2 separate regions of the Homo sapiens genome follow, and region 1 is linked to region 2. Evidence: chromatin loops called from intact Hi-C (ENCODE). Cell type or tissue: HepG2. All regions are shown on one strand. Each heading gives the region's core, and the rest is flanking DNA. Links, peaks and the distances in the headings are about the cores only. Region 1 overlaps AGPAT4 (1-acylglycerol-3-phosphate O-acyltransferase 4). Region 2 overlaps LOC102724087 (a long non-coding RNA gene).

Region 1 (5,380 bases), core at 209-5,208, 290 kb before region 2:
AAAGAGGGCAACAAGTCTTTGGTTCCTCTACTTGCTCTGCTTGAGGAACTATAAAATGAAGTCATCTCACCAAGGCCATCCGTTCTGTTGTTCCATATACTTCTAGGGTTTTTAATCTGAAGTATCGAGGAAGCTGTCTATCTGCCTCTCCAGCTCATTTCAGATGTAATGTTTTCTCTTCATAGTTACTGTTACACTCTGGCCCAATTCCTAGTGAAATGATTTTATTTAGAATTGGGCTTTTACTTGGCTAAACTTTTCCATATGATGCTTATTCCAAAATGAACCCTTCATGCCAACACATTTTTGTTTATTTAGGAGAAAGAAGGAGGTATTAGGAATGAGGTCTGATGATGACATTAGTGTGTTATTAGCTCAGGTCATCTGGTGATAGCGCAGGCTGTGTGGCTGACATACCTGGTGATTGGAAGCACATTAAATATCCAAATGAATCAGTCTCATGAAGCTGATTCAATGGAGAGTGATAAGCAAGGACACTGGAGTTCTAAGTTTTTTAACAGGAATAATGTAACTGTGATAGCAAGCCTTGTGTATTTTGAGTAATAATCCATTTATTTTTTAAATGTATCTATCTGCCTGCCTGTCTGTCTGTCTGTCTGTCTGCCTGCCTGCCTGCCTGCCTGCCTGCCTGCCGCCTGCCTGCCTGCCTGCCTGCCTGCCTGCCTGCCTGCCTGCCTATCTATCTATCTATCTATCTATCTATCTATCTATCTATCTATCTATCTCTGTCTATCTTTTTTACTGTGAATCTGTGTCCCTGGTACAAGAAATGACCTTACGTTTTAAATAGGGAATTTAGTCACTCTAAATTTCAAACAGGTGGCCCTAAAGAATCAGCAAGTTTAGGAATACACATGTGATACTGAATTGTATGAATGGATGCTTGGCTTAAGTCAAGTTGTCTTAGCTATTCATATGGTTTATAAATAAATTAATTCGCAAAGTGCCCATTTGTTTTTGGAAGCATTAAATTTCACTTCTGACTTAAGTTACGGCTTTTAAATTAGGTTGTGAGTTTGACTTTGGTGTCTTGTAAGGTTATAAGGCGATCGTGTGTGGTCTTCATGGTGCAGTGGATATTTCCAGGAGGTAAACAAGACAAGCCATTGGGGTATAGAAAAAACAAACCTGAGAGCTTCTATTTATGTTCCTTTTATCTCATCTCGTATCATGCCATCATATTCTATCATATCATAAATGTCTGGATAGGACATTTTATATATTTTTTAAATTATATAAAATACAAATTTTACATATATAAAAGTTGTATATGCTAATGGTGCATATTTAATTTTTTTTTTAAGGAATCAAAAACATTGAAAGACCACTGCCTTAGCTATGGGTTTTGGTTTCACCATACTGGAGATAGAATTTATATAGCACACTTAAAGTAAGGGGGAAATAGTTTTATGAAAACAAGCTCTAAAGCAAGGAAATCCTAATGGCAAAAAATATTTTTGTATTTTTCTCTATTTCAGTTTATCTTGGGCCCAGATGGGATCTGAGGCATTGTCAAACATTTTGAGAACTCCCTTCTCTGGTCCTATTCTGGTTCTCCTGAAAGGAGGGAAAATATTAGATTAAAAGTATTCTCCAATTCCACAGTCTGTTTTGAAGGAAAAATCCTAGAAACGCTTTGGTAGATACAGTGTTTTATCATACTGTTTGGTAGATACAGTGTTTTATCATACTGTTTGGTAGATACAGTGTTTTATCATACTGTTTGGTAGATACAGTGTTTTATCATACTGTTTGGTAGATAACAGTGTTTTTTCACCTCTGCCACCTCAGAGTATATGGTTACATGATATGGAAAGTGTTGAGGACAGCAGTTATTTTCTAGCATCCTTATGGCTCCCTTTATAGCTTCCAAGTGGCTGTTTTTGAGTAGATTTGATGTGGATACACTGTGCTAGGGCCGTGGAGCGGAGGATCCTGCCCCGGTGTTATGGTAACACGCACTTGGAGCCTGGAGTCTTGGCTTCTGAACAGTGGCCTAACCACCTTGGTGACACAGTCAACTTACCTGGGTTTGGTTTTTTAATTGTAAGATGAGGGAAATAAATTGTAAGGTGCTAGACAAACGTAAAGTAAAGGTATTCTTGCTGTGATTTCCCCACTTAGTCAGACCATCATGCCAGCAGAGGGAGTCGTGCATGTTTTAAAAGGGAGCTCTGGTAATTTGGTAATCTCTTCCCAACTTCTTCTTCATTGATTTCATATAGATAGCTTGGCACTGACATTTGTGGGAATATTTGCACCATAGAAATCGGCAGAACTATAAATCAGGGCTTTTTTTCCTCCCACCTACTGCCTCCCCTGCCACACAAGAGCTGGTTGTTAACCATTTTCCAGCACAGCACCATTGGCACCGTCACTGTGGACGGGGGTAGAGAGCTACAGTCATCTTGTGCAGGTTGTATGTCCACCCCAGGGCATGTGGTTCTCTTGCCAGAAGAACAAGGCACCAACTCATCAGACACAGACACCAGCCATCACAGGGCATTCCCGGTGAATGCATACGTGTTCAATTGGTCTTTGCAGGCATCACATAGAACATGCTCTACGCTACAAGGTGAGTTGGGAGATGAGGAAGAGACCTTGTCCTTCAACCCAGTCACAGTCTAGTGATGGTGAGTTCTGCATGTTATCCAAACAAGAACAAACCCAGAGCTGGTGTGTGCAGGGCCCCGCGGGAGCAGAGGCACCAGCTGTGCTGCCTGTGAGTCCTGTCCCAGGGCAGTGGCCTGGGCAGGCGGGGTCAGGGGAGGAGGTTTCTGGCTGGACTCCCTGATCCAATTCCAGGGCTTTGAGGATTTCTGAATATGCCATGCCTCTCCCAGCCAGTCCTTTCACCAGGGTAATTATGATGTTCATAAATGAGATTGTTCATGTACAATTTCTACACCAGTAGCCAATTTCTTTAAATGGAAAGGAACAGATTATATATACCTATGTCTCCAACTAGAGCTGAACATGATTAGTGAGAGAAAATGCAGGCATAACGCCAATGCCTTCATACTGGATTACCATGCACCTGATGGACTCCCCCAGGGACACACAGGGAGAAGCATGTCTTTTGGGCTTGGATATCGCCTGCAACGTTGTGACAGGCTGTTAACACAGGTCTCCACCACAGCCTCTCCCAATGCGTCCTCCATCTGACACACCATAAGGCTTTTTAAAGCACGCTCAAACAGTGAGATGCCCTTTCATTCAACTTGGTAGACATCTATTGAGCACCTTCTGTTACCATGTACCAGGCATTGATGGGAGCCCAGTTCTGACCCAAGGCTAGGTTTTCCAGCTCAGCATGTCCCTGGCTCCCAAGCGGATGACCGAGTTCTCCGGTGTTCCCCTGTCCTTTCGCGTCCCCACGCCTGTGCTCACTCCGCCCCTCCCCTGGCTTGCCTTCTCCACTGTCTGCTCATCTTTCATTGCTGAAACGCGGAGTCAGGCCCTAATGATAAAACACCTAAACGGAAATTGACAAGGACAGGAAAGCCTGAAGGTGAAGAACACGTGTAACATGAGAACCGCATCAGCAGGTGAGCAAAGGTGAATCAGAGCCACGTGTGAGGGGAAAGTCAAATTAAGACAGAAGCAGGGATTACTGGGTGATAGGTTTGGCTGTGTCCCCACCGAAATCTCAACTTGAATTGTATCTCCCAGAATTCCCACGTATTGTGGGAGGGACCTAAGAGGAGGTAGTTGAATCATGAGGGCCAGTTTTTCTCGTGCTAGTCTCGTGATAGTAAGTCTCACGAGATCTGATGGGTTTATCAGGGGTCTCCGCTTTTGCTTCTTTCTCATTTTCTCTTGCTGTCGCTGCTTAAGAAGAGCCTTTCGCCTCCCACCATGATTGTGAGAACTCCTCAGCCATGTGGAACTGTAAGTCCAATTAAACCTTTTAAACCTTTTTTGGTTTCGTTTCGGGCATGTCTTCAGCAGCAGTGTGAAAACGGACACTGGGGAAAATCATCTGAATTAAGAGAGTGCTGGGGTGGGGCCTGGGGCGTCGGGGCTGATGCTGCCCCAGCATTTTGGTTTCCACAGTGGAGCCCAGGGAGGAAGTTGGGAAAGAATGAGGAAAGAACGATTGCCCGGAAGCGTTTCACTGTCCTGAGGAGAGTGAGCCTGAAGATTGTAGAAGGCAGTTGCAGAGGTTGTCTGTCATCCTGGACAAGAGACGCACTTGTTGCAGACGTTTGCTTGAGGACAGAAGAGACTGGGGCTGCTGTTGCCTATTCTGTTTCATGGCTTTACTCTGAGAGCCCTGAAAGCATTGACCCTTTGCTTCAGTCATCCATTGAGTTATTCCCACCCAACCCCAACGTGGGTTCAGAACCCTTTCAGAGACATCTCCAACTTGTATTTGTGTCTAAGAGTGTTAGTCTCCTTTGTCAGACTATGAAGAAGCCTTGTCAAGGCAGGAGGGAAAAGTGCTCTTGGCAGCCTCACAAATCTGGCTTTAGCTGAAAGGTATTTTTTGTTTGTTTTCTTTAATCCTCGTCAACTGGACATGGTGCGGTTAAGAGAGGCAAGTATGTGTGAGCCTGGACAGCTTTCCAGCTCTAGGGGCAGAGGAGGTTTGATAGCCCTTCATGGCAGGGTGCATGCGAAGAGTTTTGCTTGCCGGCATAGATAAACTTGACTATGTCTGCTCTACTCAATTTGATGTATAGTTTGAAAGGTAATGCTGTATTACGAATAAAATAATGGGTATATCTACCTAAAAAGGAGAAATTACAATGGGTTGGTGGCTGGTAGGACTTTTAGAGTTTGAGCTATCAACAGGAAACTTGGATCTTGTGTTTTTGTGTTTTCTTTTTTTTTTTTTTTATGGTAAGGGAGGTTATTCTACTGTGTGGTTCAAGCAGATATACCCCTCAGCCACTGCAAGGATATCAGTGTTTCAAGCATGTGCTAGGCTTCAGAATATAAAGACTAGAATGTTTTAGGTTCAAAAAGAGCTTGTTATACATTTAAAATATGGGTTTTGCCTGTAATGTGTGCCAGAGAGACAGACCTGAGAACCACACTCATGCTGAAGGACCAGGATATCTGAACCTGATTACCGAGCATGAGATCAGGGTGAGTCACTGTCAGTCTGTGTTTGCTGGGTATATGCGTATGTTTTGTAAATCCAAGAGTATGGGAAATGGCAGAGAAGGAATGAGCCATGGCCTCAAAAACCTTGAGATTCAGCACAAATATGTCCGCTGGGATGTGTAAACATTTTCAACCCACAGATACGGGGAAGCTTAATTCTACAGAAACATTTGCTAACTAGGCAACAGATTACAACACATGCAGTGTATGAGTTATGGAAGAGTAGGATCATAAGTTAAATAGGGTC
Region 2 (5,380 bases), core at 107-5,106:
ATGTTCCAAAACAGGTTGGATGAGTACACACTTCATCATGATTGTGGCTGAGGGAGACTGGGTTAGAGAAGAGAGGATGAGCCAGAAAGTTCCAGGGACTGGGGAAAAGTTAAAAGGAGAAAATGTTCACAATTGTTAACTGCAGGTTGTGGGAAAGTTGGTAAGTTGCTTCAATGTTTGCTCCCTCTGTACTTTTTCATATATTTAACATTTCTTAAATTAGCTTAATAATGAACTACGTAATCAGCTATAGAGTTGAGGGTGTGGAGCTTACACAGGACAGCTGAGCTACCGGTTTAAAATGAATGGTATTTTTTAAAATGACTATTTGGAGGATTAACAGAAATAGAACACCCAAACAAGGGTTGATAAGAAAGGACCCCAGGGCTCTGTCTCAGCTCTCCTGGCCACACCTGGAGGACATGGGCCTCTCCAAGGTCTCACGCTTTCAGGAGGTGTTGATGAAGGATATGGAGAGACCTGAAGCTCTGGGCGCTGCGCAGTCTGAGAAGAGAAGCTCCAGGAACGTGGGAGCTGAGTGCAGATACCGGAGGGCTGTCATCCAGCAGAGGGAGTAGGTGACGACTGGCCTAGCGAGGGACCCTTATCAAGGCTACATTTGTAGATCACTTTGTTTGTGTGGGGCACTGCTGTGACTGCATTAAATTTCCACTTACCTAAATCCATTTTTGTGCACTTGTTTTCTACTCTTGTAAGAAACACAACAGCGTCAACCTCAAAACAGTAATCTAGTCAAAGGAGCAATTCCCAAGGCACGACATGTGGGGAATTCAGATTCATCAGCACCCACAGAGACTACAGTGATTATTGATAACGCCAACTTAACGCCTGGCCAGCAGCATGGATCCTGACCTCCACTATTCTTGTGTGTTTACGGAATCACACAAAAGTGCAGTGTTTTCATTTTTGCTGCTTGTTTCACAGGTCTGTATAACCCACTTTTAAAGTCAAAAAGGCCAATAAAAGTATAAACTCAGTACAATGTATAATATACCTATTTCATATACATATGAATAGATATACACTTTTACACATGTATGCATATGTATCATATGCGTCAATTACTAGATGGAATAGAATTTTTTTTTTTTGAGACCGAGTCTCTGTCACCCAGGCTGGAGTGCAGCGGCATGATCTCAGCTCACTACAACCTCCGCCTCCCAGGTTCGAGCGATTCCTCTGCCTCAACCTGCTGAGTAGCTGGGATTACAGGTGCGTGCCACCATGCCCAGCTAATTTTTGTATTTTTAGTAGAGATGGGGTTTCACCATGTTAGTTAGGCTGGTCTCGAACTCCTGACCTAGTGATCTACCCACCTCAGCCTCCCAAAGTGCTGGGATTACAGGCATGAGCCACCATACCCCACCTAGAATTTTTTAAAATTGAAATATTTTCCAGTTTTTAAGCATATCAGCATATCAGCTAACTTTAAAGTGTTAATGTCACTGTACTTATAAATTATTGAAGCTTAAACTTTAGAATAGTGGAGGATAAGTTAAACGTAGCAAAAAGATTTCTCCTTTATTACTTCTTTTTTTAAAAAATATTTTTTTTTTTGGCACAAGCTCTCGCTCTGCTGCCCAGGCTGTAGTGCAGTGGTGCAATCTTGGCTCACTGCAGCCTTGTCCTCCTGGGCTCAATCATCCTCCTACCTCAGCTCCCGAGTAGCTGGGGCTACAGGCGTGCGGCCACCACACCCGGATAATTTTTTTGGTATTTTTTGTAGAGATGAGGTCTTGCCATGTTGCCCAGACTGGTCTTGAACTCCTGTGCTCAAGCAGTTCTCCTGTCTTGGCCTCCCAAAGTGCTGGGATTACAGGAGTGAGGCACTGCACGTGCCCTATTGCTTCTTTAAATAAGGGACAAGAGATATAAAGAGAAAACAGGAAGTACCTTCTCCCTCTGTAACTTATGAGGTAAGCAGCTAATTGATCATATGGTAAAGAAGAACCAAATAAAATTAGTGTCTCAAAATATCAGGAGCACTGCTTCTGTGAAATCAGTTAAAGTACATGTCCATATTAGTCATCCATTGATACACATGCTTATTTTCCTAAGTGAATTCTCCACAATTCTGAAAACCAGTGAAAAGATTATCTCATGTTAGTTCTACACAAAACCAAGCATCGCATGTGACTCTCCATGTTTCAAGGCATACACATCCCTTTCCACCGAGGATCAAAGTGCCCTACACCAAGGATCAAAGTGCCCTATGGGAAGCAACTTCTTGCCTTTTAAACCAGATTCAGTAAACAAAAACTGTTTTGCATAGCTGACAAAAGATCACACTGATTGCACAAAACAAGGTCAGCCTGTGGAAGGAAGCTTACAAGGTCAAATGGGGCACGTTAAGGAGGCGTAACCCATCACATTGACTTTTCTGCTGTTAGAATTTTTTTCTGGTAAAAAATACAGGTATCAGGATTCCCTGTGTCCAGCAGGTGTTAGAACAGAGGAAGACAGAGGGCGGCCTCCTGCAAAACATCTCCTACCCTTGCCAGTTTCCAATCCAGTGTCCAGGGGCTGGAGCATCAGGGCTCCCCGTGCTTGCGCTTGGAAGCAGAAACGCCCTCAAGCCCCAGTTCTCTCAGGGGCTCCGACCCACCTACCTGGGGTTCAGCCCCGGAGCCAGCGGCTGGACCGAACGGGGTCGCGCCCTGGAACACAGGGCGGGCGAAGGAGAAAAGCCCAGCTGGCAGCGCATGGGCGAGCGTCCTGCCTTTCCCAGCGGCCTTGGCCTGGCCATCATGGGCTTGCGGGAGGGGTCCGCCCACCCGCGCCCCCGCCCCGGGCCCCAGCCCCGTGCCTGCGCCTCTGCGGAGCGCAAGCGGCCTTGTTCCTCTCCCGCGGGGGACCCTTCGCGAGCTCCAGAAGCATCAGTGTCCTCCGGGCGGCCGCGGGCCCGCTGCGGCTCCCACCCTGGCGCCCCTGGATTGCTCTCCCCACTCTCAGCCTTACGCCCCACTCCTTCCACCCCGAATTTTGCAGCCTCAGGACTTGAACCATCTGCTGGCTGAAGTCACTTGGGACAAAACCCACGACAGGTTTTGGGAGCTGGACACTCCCTCCCAAGGAGGCGAGGGCGCGCAGCGAAGTGTGGGGTGTGCCGCCCCCTGCCGGCCTGGGTGACGTTCGCTTCTGCTTCCACGCTGCCCAGCAATGTCCAATTGGAACGTTTGGAAGGCAAGGCTGAGAATAAATGCTGTTTGCAAATTCCAGAAAAGAAAAAAAAATGTTGTTCTTCTATTTAGCAAAAGGTTTTCCCAGCCAAGCCAGCACTTCTGTGGGTAGTATTTAAGTCTTAAGTGCGTCAGAGCTGTTGCCTGCAGGCGCTGGTATTGCCCAAGGGGAAGTATCAGGACAATGTCTACGAAAACTCCAGGATCTTGGATGAAGCAACCTTTCCACATTAAGTTTGTAGCATAATCTACCAGGTCTCCTACGATTTACCCGTCATGCAAAAGGAGCAAGTTTCTGCAAAACAGGGCTTTCAAAGAGCCTTTTCAGGAGAAGAAAATGTTGGAAGAGCTAATTTGTTGCCTACTTGTTGTTCACTTTGCAACTAAAACTAATCCCCTTAAAGGTATTTATGGGTATGAATGATAAATAATGAAAAGGATCAAAATAGGAATGTTTCATTCACTTTAACCTGGCCCATGCTGTGCACTTCAGGCCCTAGACTCTGGTTTGAACTCTGTGATTTCTATCATTCCTTGGCTTTGTTTGCTTCATTGCTTGGGCTTTCAGACTGATCAGAGTTCTGTGAATACAGTAGGTGCTCAATAAATCCTTAATCTGGGTACTACCATTGATGCCTGTGGCAGTGACTGCAGATGGGCGGGCTCCTGCAGCAGCGAGGCGTGGGGCTAGAGGGCCTGGCTCTGGCATCCAACCCTGCTCCATCTGCCACAAAAGCTGTGTGACTTTGGGGAAGTTATGAACCTCTGCTGAACTCTCTGTGGGTAAAATGAGAGTAGTAGCAATAGCACCTCCCTCATAGGGTTGGAGTGAGGAGTAAATGAAATAACCTGTGTAAAGAACCTGGTATGGTGCCTAGTGTTGTGTAAACTACTAATTGGACAGGGGAGTAGTATCCAGAATATACAAGGAACTCAAACATCTCAACAGCAAAAAACCAATGCAGTTAAAATACGGGCAAATGATCTGAGCAGACATTTCTCAAAAGAAGTCATACAAATGTCCAACAAATATATGAAAATGTGCTCAATATCACTAATCATCAGCGAAATGGAAATCAAAACCACTATGAGGTATTAGCTCACCCCAGTTAGGATGGCTATTATCAGAAAGACAAAAAATAACACATGCTGGTGAGGATGCAGAAAAAAAGGGAACTTTTCTACACAGTTGGTGGGAATTTAAACTAGTACAATCTCTCTGGAGAACAGTATGGAGGTTCCTCAAAAAACTACAAATAGAAGTACCATATGATCCAGCAATCTCACTACGGGGCATTTATCCAACAGAATGGAAATCATTATATCACAGAGTCATCTGCAGCCCCGGGTTTATTGCAGCTCTGTTCACAATAACCAAGACATGGAATCAACCTAGTTGTCTGACCACACATGAATGGATAAAGAAAATGTGGCATATACATACCATGGAATACTATTCAGCTATAAAAAATAATGAAATCCTATTATTTGCAGCAACATGGATGAAGCTAGAGTACATTATGTTAAACAAGCCAGGAGCAGAAAGATTAACACTGTATGTTCTCACTCATAGGTGGCAGCTAAAAGAAGTTGATCTCAAGAAGTAAAAAGTAAACAGAAGATACTAGAGGCTGAGAAGGGTCCCAGGAAGGGAGGGATAGGGAGAGAGTTGTTAAAGGCTACAAATTACAGCTTGAAAAGAGGAATAGTTCTAGTGTTCTACACCACTGTAGAATGTCAACAGTAGTATAGTGAATAGTGTCAAATAGCTAAAAGGAGGATGTTGAATGTTTCCAACACAAATATATAATAAATGATAAACATTTGAGATGACATATATGCTAATTACCCTGATTTGATCACTATACATTATATGTATTGAAACATCTTATGTACCTTATGAATATGTACAATTATTATTTGTTGACAAGCATTTTTTTTTGAAAGCTTGATCTCATATAATTAGAGTAGAATAGTGGTACCAGAGGACGAGGAAGGTAGTTGGGGAGAGAAGAGAAGTTGGTCCATGGTTTCAAAATTCCAGTTAGACAGAAATAATAAATTCTGGTGTTCTATTACACACTAGGGTGACTATAGCTAATAATAATATATTGTATATTTCAAAATAACTAGAAGAGAAGATTTTGAATTTTCTCACCACAAAGAAAGGATAAATGTTT

Evidence for each region. Hi-C counts contacts between places; a loop is a spot of excess contacts. Peaks named below come from ENCODE experiments on the same cell type or tissue, not always from the same donor. Only the 100,000 strongest peaks of a DNase experiment are listed, where the experiment ranks them.
Region 1: a loop joins it to region 2, with 30 times the contacts of the local background. A loop is called at or near these places in 4 of 110 quality-filtered maps.

What each region holds. Positions count from the first base shown.
Region 1 is chr6:161,215,191-161,220,570 of GRCh38, reverse strand. All of the region lies in intron 2 of AGPAT4 (1-acylglycerol-3-phosphate O-acyltransferase 4), which reads left to right. Among named protein-coding and RNA genes, the nearest start is that of AGPAT4-IT1, 56 kb to the right of the region's middle. In HepG2, for the core only: a CTCF peak has its summit at 2,159 (motif pointing right); no DNase peak of the experiment used is centred there; H3K4me3 peaks cover 385 bases; H3K27me3 peaks cover 1,180 bases.
Region 2 is chr6:160,928,619-160,933,998 of GRCh38, reverse strand. All of the region lies in intron 3 of LOC102724087 (a long non-coding RNA gene), which reads right to left. Among named protein-coding and RNA genes, the nearest start is that of MAP3K4, 60 kb to the left of the region's middle. RefSeq lists an enhancer at 2,988-3,282. In HepG2, for the core only: CTCF peaks have their summits at 548 (motif pointing right), 2,485 (motif pointing right) and 3,124 (motif pointing left); a DNase peak (open chromatin) is centred at 3,118; H3K4me3 peaks cover 659 bases.